2 separate regions of the Homo sapiens genome follow, and region 1 is linked to region 2. The links are chromatin contacts, found by Hi-C or POLR2A ChIA-PET in ENCODE. All regions are on one chromosome and are shown on one strand. Each heading gives the region's core, a stretch centred on a gene start or an enhancer-like site at or near the end of the contact. The rest is flanking DNA. Distances are from core to core; before and after follow the strand shown.

The links. A loop is a pair of places that touch in the nucleus more often than their neighbours do. ChIA-PET counts read pairs that join two places held with the same protein, here RNA polymerase II (POLR2A). Pooled maps may share reads with other maps.
Region 1: a loop to region 2 is called in a pooled map, with 2.5 times the contacts of the local background. The contact joins the enhancer-like site here to the promoter of PPM1F-AS1 in region 2. A Hi-C loop is called at or near these places in 7 of 168 maps with a recorded cell type or tissue (GM13976, GM13977, GM18951 and 4 more) and 3 of 50 pooled maps. POLR2A ChIA-PET finds 5 or more read pairs at or near these places in 7 of 52 experiments (AG04450, B cell, BJ and 4 more).

The regions. Positions count from the first base shown.
Region 1 is chr22:21,684,390-21,691,438 of GRCh38, reverse strand. PPIL2 (peptidylprolyl isomerase like 2) reads right to left here. Exons shown (of 20, transcript NM_014337.4): 10 at 6,526-6,686; 11 at 4,881-4,956; 12 at 4,441-4,547; 13 at 3,707-3,796; 14 at 3,333-3,366; 15 at 2,590-2,707. Among named protein-coding and RNA genes, the nearest start is that of PPIL2, 22 kb to the right of the region's middle. RefSeq lists enhancers at 1,021-1,130, 2,396-2,445, 4,063-4,563. Within about 2 kb of position 1,743, at least 4 of the 41 ENCODE cell types and tissues checked have a DNase peak (open chromatin) inside an H3K27ac peak, as active enhancers do; they include pancreas, where a contact is called at or near this core.
Region 2 is chr22:21,934,132-21,940,296 of GRCh38, reverse strand. It overlaps PPM1F-AS1 (PPM1F antisense RNA 1), which reads right to left and starts at 2,060. Exons shown (of 2, transcript NR_147620.1): 1 at 684-2,060. It overlaps PPM1F (protein phosphatase, Mg2+/Mn2+ dependent 1F), which reads left to right. Exons shown (of 8, transcript NM_014634.4): 3 at 617-765; 4 at 6,071-6,165. RefSeq lists enhancers at 22-828, 829-1,636, 1,637-2,443 and a silencer at 1,926-2,085.

The DNA.
Region 1 (7,049 bases), core at 494-2,993, 250 kb after region 2:
AAAGTGCTGGGATTATAGGCATGAGCCACCGCGCCTGGCCTCCTCCTGGAAAATCTTTAATTACAAGAATCACAAAAGGGAAAACAAAGCTGTAACAAATTAAAGTCTAATGATCTTTGAATACGGTAAAATAGGCAAACCTTTGGCAACAGTTGTCCAAGAAAGCACAAAATACTACTAGAAATAAGAAAAGAAGGCCGAGTGTGGTGGCTCATGCCTGTAATCTCGGCACTTTGGGAGGCTGAGGTGGGTGGATCACCTGAGGTCAGGAGTTGGAGACCAGCCTGGCCAACATGGTGAAACCCTGTCTCTACTAAAGTACAAAAAATTATCCTGGTGTGGTGGTGGGCGTCTGTAATCCCAGGAGAACCGCTTGAACCCAGGAGGCAGAGGTTGCAGTGAGCCGAGATCCCGCCATTGCACTCCGGCCTGGGTGACAAGAGTGAAACTCCATCTCAAAAAAAAAAAAAAAAAAAAAAAAGAGAAGGTGGCAACTGATCTGTCAGCAGTTTCACAGGCTGGTTAAGCCAAAGAGAAATAAAAAATAATAAAATGATTCCCTGCCCTGGCCCCTGCCAAACAACAAAAACAAACCACGCACCCAACCTACTTGAAAATAACCAACAGTCCTAGGCAATCCTTGGCTGAGAAGAAATTGAAAGGGAAGCTACCAACAACCAGCAAGCAGTGAAGAGGGAACATGCACCCTCAAAATGACAGACGTGGCTATCAGAAACACACATGGATTAAAGTGAGGAAGGAGGAAAAGCACCATGAAGAAGCAAAGACAGAAACTGAAAACAATTACAAACCCTTCAAAGTGAAGTGAAAACAGACAAACCCTTCAAAGACCACTAAGGGACTGAGGAATGGAAAGTGTGATTAGGCATGAGAAAAAAAGGTCAGCACAGCGAGGCCAAGAGAATACCAGCCTTCATGGAAACAAGTGCCCGTTAACCCTGAAATGAAAGCCCCAAGGAAGTGGCACGAATAGCTGCCAGCTGCCTTTGCCCAGCTGTTAAGCACAGCTGACTCGTTTGATTTTTTTTTTTTTTTCCAGACAGGGTCTCACTGCTGCCCAGGATAGAGTGCAGTGGCGCGATCCTAGCTCACTGCAGCTTTGACTTCCCAGGCTCAGATTATCCCCCCACCTCACCCTCCCAAGCAGCTGGGACTACAGGCGCACGCCACCATGCCCCGCTAATTTTTTTTATTTTTTGTAGAGATCGGGTTTTGCCATGTTGCCCAGGCTGCTCTCGAATTCCTGGGCTCAGGCAATCCACCTACCTCAGCCTCCCAAAGTGCTGGGATTACAGGTGTGAGCCACCACGCCTGGCCATCCCTGTGATTTTAACCATTCCAGGCCACAAAGCCACAGCCAGCCCTGCTCGTAACATGCAGGGGCCACACCTGTCACAGCAAAACCTGCTGGAGCCAGTCCACACAACCGAGACCACGTGTGACAGTGAGCTGGCAGAAGGCCACGGCGAAGCCACGACAGGCCAGGGTTCACCCCAGAATGCCACGGAGACACCCATCCACTCTGGCCTTGTAGTGGCCACATCCACAAATCCCGGGAGGACCAGAAAAAGGACAGAATCATCATAGTAGATGCTAACAAAGAAACCTCTAAAAAGTCAGCCACCCTCCTAAAAACAGCCCAACAACAAATGTTCTGAGAAGGCAAAACAGCGATTTCTGTGGAGCACAGCAAGATGCCCACATCCTCCTCCCCCATCAGGCCCACGGTGACGTGACGGTGACGTGACTGATGTGCACACCAGGGAAGCAGAGAGCAGACCAGCTTTTGGTGATAAGCGTGACTATCTAGAAAACCCAAAAAAATCTTAAAAACTTTTGAATTATAAGATAATTTGTTAAAGTGGCTAGATATAAAATGAACGGTAGTTTTTCTCTACATGAGCAATGATCCCCAAAAGTTGGGAAAAAAAAAGTCCATTTACAAAAGTATCATAAACTATAAAAAATCCTTAAGAGGTTGCTTTATCCCGGAAGTCACAGGACCCATGTGAAGAAAACGATTGAAAGACTGAAACATAACATCAGGCCACTGTCTGGGGATGGAAAGGGCACCTCTGTTCTTCCACAATACAGGCATCCGGCCCCTGTGTGCATGGCCCTGCTGGCCCCCCATCCCCTGCCTCCTGCCACCAGACTGCACACTGCTCCCCACATGCACCAGGGCCAGACCTCCTGTGTCTCTCCAGGCGCCTCTCCCTGTGCAGCCTGTGCCCTGCACAACCCCTCCCACACGCTGACCTCCCCCAGCACTGCCTGGCCACAGGCACCCACACGAATGCCTGGTCCCTGTCAAGAAGCCCTTCTGGACCTCCAGTAATTCCCGACTTCTGGTCTCTCGAGGACACACCCGGTGCGGGCAGCTCTCCCTGCTGACTCACTCTGGGGACCCCCTTTTGAACGCAGGTGCACATGCTTGGCCTAGGTGTGCCGTACACCGTCTGGGTATGATTCAGAACCAGCACACCCTTCAGAGAGGGCCAAGAGGAAGAACCCGCAGAGAGTGCCGGCTCACCTCCCAGGCCACCCCAGCAAGCCCAGCTGACTCACAATTGAGACCTGTTGCTGTTGGGCCCGGAGTTGGCCATGCTGAGGATGCCGCGGCCCGTGTGCGAGAGGTTGGGCCGGAACTCGTCTTTGAAGGGCTTCCCCCAGTATGACTCCCCACCTGGAAGAGAAAGGCCCATGGGAGCAGGAAAGCCTGGGCCCCAGCCGAGGCAGAACTAGAAACCTCAGAGTCCCGAGGGGCATCAGGGCCTTGCTGAGCCCAGCCTGGGGCAGGGGCACTTGATAGGGAGGCTCCCAGCCCCACGCCACCAACTCCTGGGTCCCTTGGAGCCCCCACGCCTCCAAACAGGCAGGCTGCTGCCCACTCACCCCAGCCCCGCCTGGGGCCTGCCCCGGGACAGGGATTAAAGAGTCAAGGCCACCATCATCATCACTCAAGCTATGGGAATACAGAGGTTGGGGGATCTGGACCCAAGCAGCTGCCAGGCTGAGGGGCTTGGAGAGGCTGCAGGAGGGAGGGCTGGCCTCAGTCTGAGGCAGACCCCAGGGGCCCAGGGAAGAGACCACACACTCTTGCCTCCTCTACCATGCAGGCCTCACAGCCACCTGGAAATGAGAAAACTGAGGGCCAGGCCTGAGGGGGCACAGCACTGATGGCTGCCAGTCGTTCCACCCTGGTCTAGCAGATTCCATGTCTGAGCTGTGCACAACCCCTGCCCAGCTACCCCCTCATGCCCCACGGAGCAGCCAAAGTGCCCAGAGAGGGGCCCAGCACCAGTACCTACCCGTGCCTGTGCCTGTGGGGTCGCCCCCTTGGATCTGTGAAAACAAAAGCCAGTGAGCAAGTCACACTCTGAGACCCGAGGCCCACCGCCTGCCTGACTGAAGGACACCCCTCCTGCCAGATGGCTCCACACAGGGGCTGGGCTCTTGGTGATAATGAGGGGCCCTCCCAGCCACCTCCCTTTGTGAACCCAGTTCTGGATGGGCTGGGGCCTCAAGGGTCAGTCTATGGGTTCCCCAACAGAGGATCACCAACTGGACTCATCCTGGCCACCGTGGGATGGGCCAGGGCCCTGGGATGGGGCAGGGACAAGCCCACCCAGCCCCCGATGTCCCACCAAGCTCATCTGTGCAGCCAGTGACTCTCGTCACTCACCACAAAGTTCCGGATGGATCTGTGGAAGATGGTGCCATCGTAATAATGCTTCTTGCAAAGCCTGATGAAGTTTTCGCAGGTTTTTGGTGTCTGCAACATAGCCCCAATACTTGTATGAAGCAGAGAGCTGCCAAAGGCAGCTCACCACAGCCACAGGAGGCTTTTTTTTTTTTTTTTTTTTTGAGGTGGAGTCTTGCTGTTGCCCAGGCTGGAGTGCTGTGGCGCGATCTTGGCTCACTGCAACCTCCGCCTCCTAGGTTCAAGACATTCTCCTGCCTCAGCCTCCCGAGTAGCCAGGACTACAGGCATGCGCCACCATGCCTGGCTAATTTTTGTAGTTTTAGTAGAGACGGGTTTCCCCATGTTGGCCAGGCTGGTCTTTAACATGTAGCAGAGTCAGCTGCCCAGCCACACTGGGCACGGATGGACCCACAACATTAAGCAACAGGACCCGTGCAGCCGCACGGCCCAGAGTACAGCGCATGGGAGAAGTGTGGGCAGAGCAGCAGGTGCGGCTTGGCCCCTTCTCTGAGACACTGGCACCTGTGCGCAGGCCATGCTGCCAACGCGGCCCCCTAGGAAGGACACAGGGCACTGCTGCGGGTCCCGCCTAGTGACAGGCTGAATTTCCTACAACAAGCACATACCAGTGGCAGCCCTATATTTAAGACATGGCTGTCAGATGACCCAGAGATGACCTTGGGGCATGGGGAGTGGCTGGCCTCCACACCCACCAGGTCGCAGTGCAGCTCCAGGTTGAGGTCGCCCTTGTTGGTGTGCAGCCGCACGTAGCCCTTCTTCTTCACAAACTGGTAGCGCAGCACATCCTCGTCGATGGCAGCTACAAGCCAAGGTCCCAGCTCAGCCCCTGCCCTCACCCTGGGGCAGCCCCACCATGCCAGGCAGCACCGACCTCAGACACACAGGCGGGGACTAGGCTCCAGCTCTGGGGAGAGCAGGGGAGCTGGAGGCCGAGGGTCTGCTTAGGCCACGCACAGGCTCACCCCAGCCTCATGGGGCTGGCAGGGGTTCAGCAGCTAAGAGGGGGAGGACTAGGGGCTCAGGTGACAGTGGGAGCCCCTGACAGACCAATAAAGTGGGAGTCGGGGAGCACACCCACCCCCTGCCACTTTTGGGTCACATGGCAGGTGGCTACAGAGGCCAAGGTGGCTACCTGCTTCATGTGTGGTCTCCGGGACCATCGCGGTGGAGGTGAAGGAAGCGCTGACCTTCCCTGTGGAATAGTGGGCCTGCCAAGGAAACCAGGGTGGCACCTCAGCAGTGCCATGGGAGGCAGTTGGGTGGGGACGTGTCGCTTGCCTAGAAGCCAACCACACGCCACCCCTGCCCCCCAGGCCCTGCTTGGTGCCTCTCCTCCAGGAGGGCCTCCCCAACCAGCAGGAGGAAGAAGCCAAGGCTAGGCCAAGCCAGGGTCCCCTGGCCTCCACTGGATCCCGACTCTTATGATATCAGGTGAAACCCTGGAGATAAAATACCACACAGGACTGGCCACCTCAGGGTTAGGAGTGTATGGCTGACTTCTCATTTATTTTTATTTTAATTTTTTTATGAGACAAGGTCTTGCTCTGTACCCAGGCTGGAGTGCAGTGGTGTGTGATCCTGGTGCACTGCAGCCTCCAACTCCTGGGCTCAAGTGACCCTCCGACCTCAGCCTCCTGAGTAGCTGGGACGACAGGCGCATGCCACCACGCCTGGCTGATTTTTTGTAGAGATAAGGTCTCACTATGTTGTCTAACCTAGTCTTGATCTCCTGGCCTCAAGCAATCCTCCTGCCTCAGCCTCCCAAAATGCTGGGATTACAGGTGTGAGCCACCACGCCTGGCCTCATTTCTTTTTAAAAGTTTCAAACTTTCTACACTAAACACATTACATATTTAATCAGGGGTCGGGGAAAAGCCCCAATAAATGTTATTTTTTATCATAGAGGAAGAAAAAGGGGTTTCTCCCATCAGAAGAAAATACAAGCCAGGCACAGTGGCTCACACCTGTAATTCCAGCACTTTCGGAGGCCAAGGCAGGAGGCTCTCACTTGAAGCCAGGAATTCAAGACCAGCTTAGACAACATAGCAAGATCCTGTTTCCAAAAGAAAAAAAAAAGTAATATATCAAAGTGCTAAGGGCAGTGTGTTAGACGGAGTGACACACTGGACAACAAGCTTTCTTTTTCAAATTTTCCAGAATTTGAATAATTCTTTAAGAAGGAGAACTTCAGAGCTACCTGCCCATGTCTCTGCCCTCCCCCTAGCTCCAGATCCCCATGCTCTGCCTGACAGGAGGAAGAAGCAAACACGACAGCCCCAGACAGGTGGCACCGTGCAGTCCCAGGCATGCCATCCACGTCAGCACCGCAGCAGACCATGAAACGCCCCAACTCTCCCTGGCATGGCTTTGGGCCCCAGTGCACATCGGGCCCTGCCCTCCCAGCCACCACAGAACCACATGTGCCCGCTCAACGTGCCTGCCCTGGCTACTGAGCTCAGGCTGGGACCACAGCACAAGGCAGACCTTCTGTGGCAGGGATCTCCCCTACATGCCCCCACACACCCCTTGGTTCTTCAACGACCAGTGTGGACATCAGCCCCTCCCCTTCTGCCTTCTCAGATTCTATCTGCCTCAGGGCAGCCCCAGGGCTGTGCACTCAGAGCCATCAGGGGCACCACAGCTCTGGGGGATCCTGGCTGCCTCCCTGCCGTGTATCCCAGGCCCCCATGAGCCCCTTTCCCAGGACCACTCCAAGAGGCCATGAGATGGGCAGGAAGACGGGGCTTGGGCTTGGCCGAGTGCCCTCCGCCACTCACAGCGTTCAGCTTGTCCACTTTCTTCTTCTCCGGGGCCTTCATGGTGGCTGCCAGAATCTCGTCCCCTTTGAACTCCTTGTAGAGCTCCTGCAGGGTCTCTCGGGTCTCGGCATTTGTATTTTTCAGATAATAAGACGGGTCCTGTTTGGCCTTCTCTTCATCTACAAAACAGTAGCATGGCCCTGAGCCGCCGAGCCCCCAGTAGCCTCCCCACACACGTGCTGGGGACACAGATCTAGAATAGCCCAGGGCCGTCCAGCCATGGCGCAGGCACCGTGCCACTGCCAGCCACAGAATGCCACAGTGCCCCGCTACAGGCCTGAAGGTCTCCCCAGGCAGTTCACAAGGGTCTCAGGATGGACTTCAGGTTGATTTGTATATTTTATATTTATCTGTATATTCTAATCTTTTTAGAGTATACGCTTTGCTTTTTTTTTCTTTTTTTTTTTTTTTTTTTTTGTGGAGATGGAGTCTCGCTCTATCGTCCAGGCTGGAGTGCAGTGGTGCAATCTCGGCTCACTGCA
Region 2 (6,165 bases), core at 811-3,310:
TTTACCATGTTGGCCAGGCTGGTCTCAAACTCCTGACCTCGTGATCTACCTGCCTTGGCCTCCCAAAGTACTGGGATTACAGATGTGAGCCACCGCACCCGGCCCAAATTCCCTTTTTCATAGAGACATCAGTCATTGGAGTAGGGGCCCAGCCTGCTCCAGCATGACGTCATCTTAACTAATTCCATCTGTAATGACCCTGTTTCCAAATGAGCTCCATTCTGAGGTACTGGGGGTTAGGGCCTCAGTGTATGAATTTAGGGGGGACACAATTCAACCCAGAACACTCCCCACCCCCCAGGGTCCCCAGCTGGCATGGGTGATTCCTCTGCCCTCCTGTGGCCAGGAGCCATCATCAGCATGGATGTCAGGCAGTTTACTTGCCCATCAACAGCCCCCTCCCAACTAGCCGCAGGCTCAAGTATGGTCCAGCTCCCCACCAGATGGTTGTGCGTCTGCCTTTGCTGTCCTGTGACCTTCCTGTCCCAGCTCCCTGAGGACAGGGGCCGCCCTGCTGGCCGTGACCCCTCAGCATGTGGGCTGACAGTTGGGGAAGGGGGGCTAGGTGTGGTCTCCTGCTGGGGGCTGCCCCTCACTTCCCCCTCCTCATCCCTAGGAAGGCCCCGCCACCACTTGCTGCTGCTCTGGCCCACGAAGCAGTTTCACAGCTGCTACAGACAGACCTTTCCGAATTCAGGAAGTTGCCCAGGGAGGAAGAAGAAGAGGAGGAGGACGATGACGAGGAGGAAAAGGCCCCTGTGACCTGTGAGTTCTGTTTCTTCTGAGGTGGCCCCAGGGCTGCTTAGCAGGCAACAAAGGGTGACGACATTGTGGGAAGCCCATTGATTGGGGTCCCTAAGGGTGCTGGGGCCCTCGCTCACAACGGCAGCAGAATCAAGGAGCAGAGAAGGCTTGCGGCCCCAGTGAGGTGGAGGGTGGCGGTCACAGCCCTCCACAGGTCATATAGTTCCCAGTCAGCCCACGAGGCAGGGGTGGGTGGTGCAGACACCCTCCTGTGTCCTGTCTGACTGAAGTTCCAGAACAGCCCAGGAAATTAAAGATGCTTATCCCGTTTCACAGAGGATCTCACAGGTGATCGATCTCTGGTCATGCAGCCAGGTTCAAGTGCCCTCAGTGTTGTAACTCAGTTAACATGCGCCCGGGCAGGCGAAGTCAGGGTTGGCCAGGTGGCATGCCAGCAGGTCTCGGGGCAGCAGCGTGGTCCCCTCAACGCTCGGGCCCCCTGCCTCAGCTGCCCCCAAGTCAGGATTCTGTTGGGTGGAGACGCTCTACGGTGTCCATGAGCCCCATGGTTAGATGCTGGTGGAAGCTTGTCTGTCAGCCTGCTCCTGGGACAGCCATAAGCATGGTGTGGCCAGGGGAACCCAGAAATGGAGAGGGCTGCAGATCCATTTCACAGAGGATATAATCATTAAAAAGCAGGGCTTTTATTTCATGTGACTTTCTTTCATTCTCCTAGTAATTTCATTTTATTATATTTCGCCAAAGTGTTGGTTGATGTTAGACCAGAAATACAGGGCGTAAGAATCGCAGGCTGCAGCAGGGGTGCCACAAGGGGGTAGCAACGTCCCACCCAGCTGAATAGTTGTCCCTGGACAGGCCAGCAGGCAGCAGAGTTGCAGTGGATTTTCCCTTCCTTGCCATTTCCTGTCGGCCATTTCCTTTCCCTTCCTTTGCCATTTCCTTTCCTTTCCCTGTTGTTCTAAATTCGGCATTACTAGTGCATGCGTGCATCCGGGGAAAAGGAACAAGGTGGGAGAAGAGAGAGAAAGCGAATACCCGAGGCCGCCAGCATCAGTGGGTGCCCGCGCTCTCCTCCTCGCTCTCGTCCTCTGCCCTCCGCCCTGGCTCCCTGCCCGCATTCCCTGGGAGCGCAGCCTTGCCTTAGCCTGGGAGACAGCTGTCCACAGTGACAGGCGGCCATTGTTCTCGGCCGAGCCAGCAGGCTTCCGGCCGGTGGCAGCTGCTGCTCCTCCGCTCTGCGGCCCCACCAAGGGGGCGCCGCCACCGCCCAGGCCCTCCCCGCCTGATGGGTCTCTGTCCGTCCACGCGGGAGACAGCGCCACCTGCCGGTGAGAAGGAGCGTTGCTGCGCCGGCACCAGCCCAGTCCTACGCTCGGGGCTCCTGCAGGCCTGGGAAGGAGGGAGGGCGCAGCTAGAAGGAAGTCTCGCCTGCCCTTGCTTCCCCGTCTGTCAGAGTGCCTCGCATGCAGGCCTGCCTAGCGGCCTTGATCATGCTCTCCCTGTCACGGAAGTAGAATGTAGTCAAGTTTTTGGACTCCAAGCCATTCTTACAAAATTGCGTCAGAGTGGGGATTGTATTATAAGAATTGCCACTGAAGAGCAGCGAGTGGCTGAAACCTCTGTGTGGCTGCCAGTCAGCCCCTCCCCGGTGACTGGATCAGCGAAGAATCCAGAAGCGAGGTTGCGGGGCTGCAGCCCTTGGCATGGGGAGTCCGTGGGCTGGGCAGCACTGCCTCAGCCGCTGGCCTTTCCTGAGCAGAGTCTAGGCTAAGCGGCTGTTGGAAATAGCAGTAGCACCCGGGGCGAGACCGTGAGCCACAGCGGCGGCCGGAGTCTCCCCCAGCCCGAGCTCAGGCCTGGTAAGCACCAGGAGCCCACAGTTTCCAGAGGGAGTGAGGAGGAGTCCATGGCATTTAGGGGCAGTTTTCTGGGCACAGTGGCCCTCAGACGAGAGGAAGAGGAGGCAGCGCTACAAGGACTGGCAGGACGAGGGGGGTTTCCTGCTGGTTTGCAGGGGATCCACTGGCCAAACTTGTGTGGAGCTGCCTTCCCTGAGCTGGGCCTGCCTGAATGAGTTCTCAGGCCCCTCCTTCACCCATAGCCTTGCCAGTCCCCAGTTCTTGCCAAATGCTTGAATAGGCCCCTGTGTTGGCCATGGCGGCAGCAGCTGGCTCTGGATGCCCCCACCCCTGCCTTGATGCATGGATTCCCAAGAACCTGTCTTTCTGTGACCTCCTGCGTGCATAAGCCCTCGCGTTCATGGTTCTTCCTCGGTGGCCCCCTCTGGCCTCAGCCCTTCTCCTTTTCTTCCACAGCCTCCGCCTTTAGGCAGGAGCTCTTTCCTCCTCTCAGTTCCCCATGTCCTTTGGGTGTGGCCTGTGACACTCAACTCCTGCCCTCGGCTGACTGGCCCTGATTCACCATGCTTGCCACATGCACCTGGGCTGGCAGGAGTTCCAGGAGAGTTTGTGCATTGAAGTGACATGAGTCCCTGAAGCCAGAGCCCCCATGGTTTCCTTTGGGCCTGTTACTGGTTGATCTTTTCTTGAGAAGCCAAGCTTAGGTAGGATTTGGGTATTTTTTCTTTTCAAATGAGTATTGTGGCTTATATTATTTGTTGCTACATAACAAATTGCCCCAAATGTAGTGGCTTAAAACAACAGACATTTATTCTCCCAGTTTCTGTGGGTCTGGAATCTGGGAGCAGCTTAGCTGGTTCTGGTCCAGGGTCTCTTACTGGGTTGTGGTGACATGGTTGCTGGCTGGGCTGGAGGGCCTGCTTCCACGGTGGTTTCAACACACGGCCACTGACAGGAGGCCCTGGTCCCGTCCCATGTGGACTCTCCGTGGCGCTGCTTGAGCATCCTCACAGCTCAGATTGAGCGATGAGAGGGAGGGAGGAAGAGAGTGAGAATACACAAGGCGGGAGGCGCAGGGCCTCTTTGTTTCGTAACACCTGAAGCACACGCAGTCACTGCCACTCTTCATCAGAAGCAGCCAGCTCCCACACTCAGCAGTGGGAAGTGAGCTCCACCTCGCAAAAGGGGAAGTCAAAGAATTTGTGGACATGCTTTAAAGCCACTGTCACACGAGACTAACACTTGTAATGAAAAACTGGGGAAGTATTAAGAAAGTGTACTTCAGGAAAAAGCTGTCCGTGGAACTGCCACGTGCAGGCCCACTCTGACACCTTGGTTGTGTGCTGTTCCCGCCTTTTTTTTTTTCTGGCCCTGGTGGTTTTTCATGGACTTGTAGTTAAACTGCATATGTAATTTTCCTTCTTTTTTCACTTAGTATCATGACAGAAGCATTTTACATGCTTATAAACTCTATTAAAATCCATTTTTTAGTTTTCTGTTTTAAGAGACCAGGTCTCCCTCTGTCACCCAGACTGGAATGCAGTGGTGTAATCGGAGATCGCCGTAACCTCGACGTCCTTGGCTCAAGGGATCCTCCTGCCCCAGCCTCCCGAATAGCTGGGAGTAGATATACCACCACACACAGCTAATTTTTTTTGGTTTGGTGTTGTTCATTTGCGACTGAGTTTCGCTCTGTTGTCCAGGCTGGAGTGTAGTGGCTCAATCTTGGCTCACTGCAACCTCTGCCTCCCGGATTCAAGCAATTTTCCTGCCTCAGCCTCCCAAGTAGCTGGGACTACATGTGCATGCCAGCACGCCCAGCTAATTTTTGTATTTTTAGTAGAGACGGGGTTTCACTTTGTTGGTCAGGGTGGTCTCGAACTCCGGACCTCAAGTGATCTGCCTGCCTTTACCTCTCAAAGCGCGGGACTACAGGCATGAGCCATGGCGCCCAGCCTGTTTGTTTTTAAGAGACAAGGTCTCTTTATGTTATCCAGGCTGGTCTTGAACTCCTGACCTCAAGCAGTCCTCCCACCTCAGCCTCTCAAAGTGCTGGGATTACAGGCATGAGCCACTATGCCTGGGCTAGTTTTTTTTAATTAAACTTTTTGTTTTGAGATAATCATAGCTGCACATGCAGTTGTAATAAATAATACAAAGAGATTCCATGTATACTTTACCCAGTTTCCTCCAATGGTAACATTTTGCAAAACTATAATAAAATATCACCACCAGGATCCTAACATGGTCAAAATACAGAGCAGTTCCATCACCAGGATCCCTCCTGTCACCCTTTTAAGGCCACCCTTATACCCCCACCCCTACAGACCCCATCCCTAACCACTGGCAACTACTAATCTTCTCGGCTTCTACCATTTTATTATTTCAAGAACACATATAAATGGAAGCATATGATGTGTAACTTTAGGGGACTGGTTTAATTCTCTGGAGATTAGCCCAGGTTGTTTGATGCATCAGGAGTTCATTCTTTGCCATTCTTGAGTGGTATTCAAAGGTATGGGTCGACCACGGTTTGTTTAACCATTTCCACGTTGAAGGACATCTAGGCTGACTCCAGATTTTGGCTGTTCCAGATAAAGCTGCTATGAACATTTGTGTTCATGTGTTCAAGCTTTTATGTGAACAGCCTTCATTGTTCTGGGATAAGTCCACAGGAGTGCCACGGTGGGGTCGTATGGGAGTTGCATATTTCGTTATGAAAATCATATTTAATAGCAGCTTAATTCTTCATCAAGAGACTAGATCTTTTTTTTTTTTTTTTTTTTTTGAGACAGAGTCTTGCTCTGTCGCCCAGACTGGAGCATAATGGCATGATCTCGGCTCACTGCAACCTCCGCCTCCCAGGTTCAAGCGATTCTCCTGCCTCAGCCTCCCGAGTAGCTGGGATTACAGGCGCCCGCCACCATGCCTGGCTAATTTGTGTATTTTTAGTAGAGACGGGGTTTCACCATGTTGGCTAGGCTGGTCTCGAACTCCTGACCTCGGGTGATCCGCCCACCTCGGCCTCCCAAAGTGCTGGGATTACAGGCGTGAGCCACTGCGCCTGGCCGAGACTAGATCATAATTTAAGTATTATTCCTTTGTCATTGGATATATAGTATTTCTAATTAATGGGCAATTATAAGTGATTCTGTACTTTGTCTTTAAAATTATTTTTGTGTTTCTGATGATTTCTTCAGGGTGGGTTCCCATGAGTAGAGTTGCTCCATGGTGGGATGGGAGACTTCAAGGGGCAAGTTGCCAAACTAGACATTTCTAATTCTGGTAACAGGCTGCCATGTGCGCGTTATTGAGTTGATGTGCTCACAATGCCCCGGGAGGTGATGGGGGCTTTGCAGGCCCCTGTGGGAGCTGTCAGGGAGCCAGCGAGGCCTCAGCTGGCTTGGTTGGCACTTCCCTGACAATCCCTCCATTGTGCCCATCAGTGCTGGATGCCCAAAGCCTGGCACAGAGTTTCTTTAACCGCCTTTGGGAAGTCGCCGGCCAGTGGCAGAAGCAGGTGCCATTGGCTGCCCGGGCC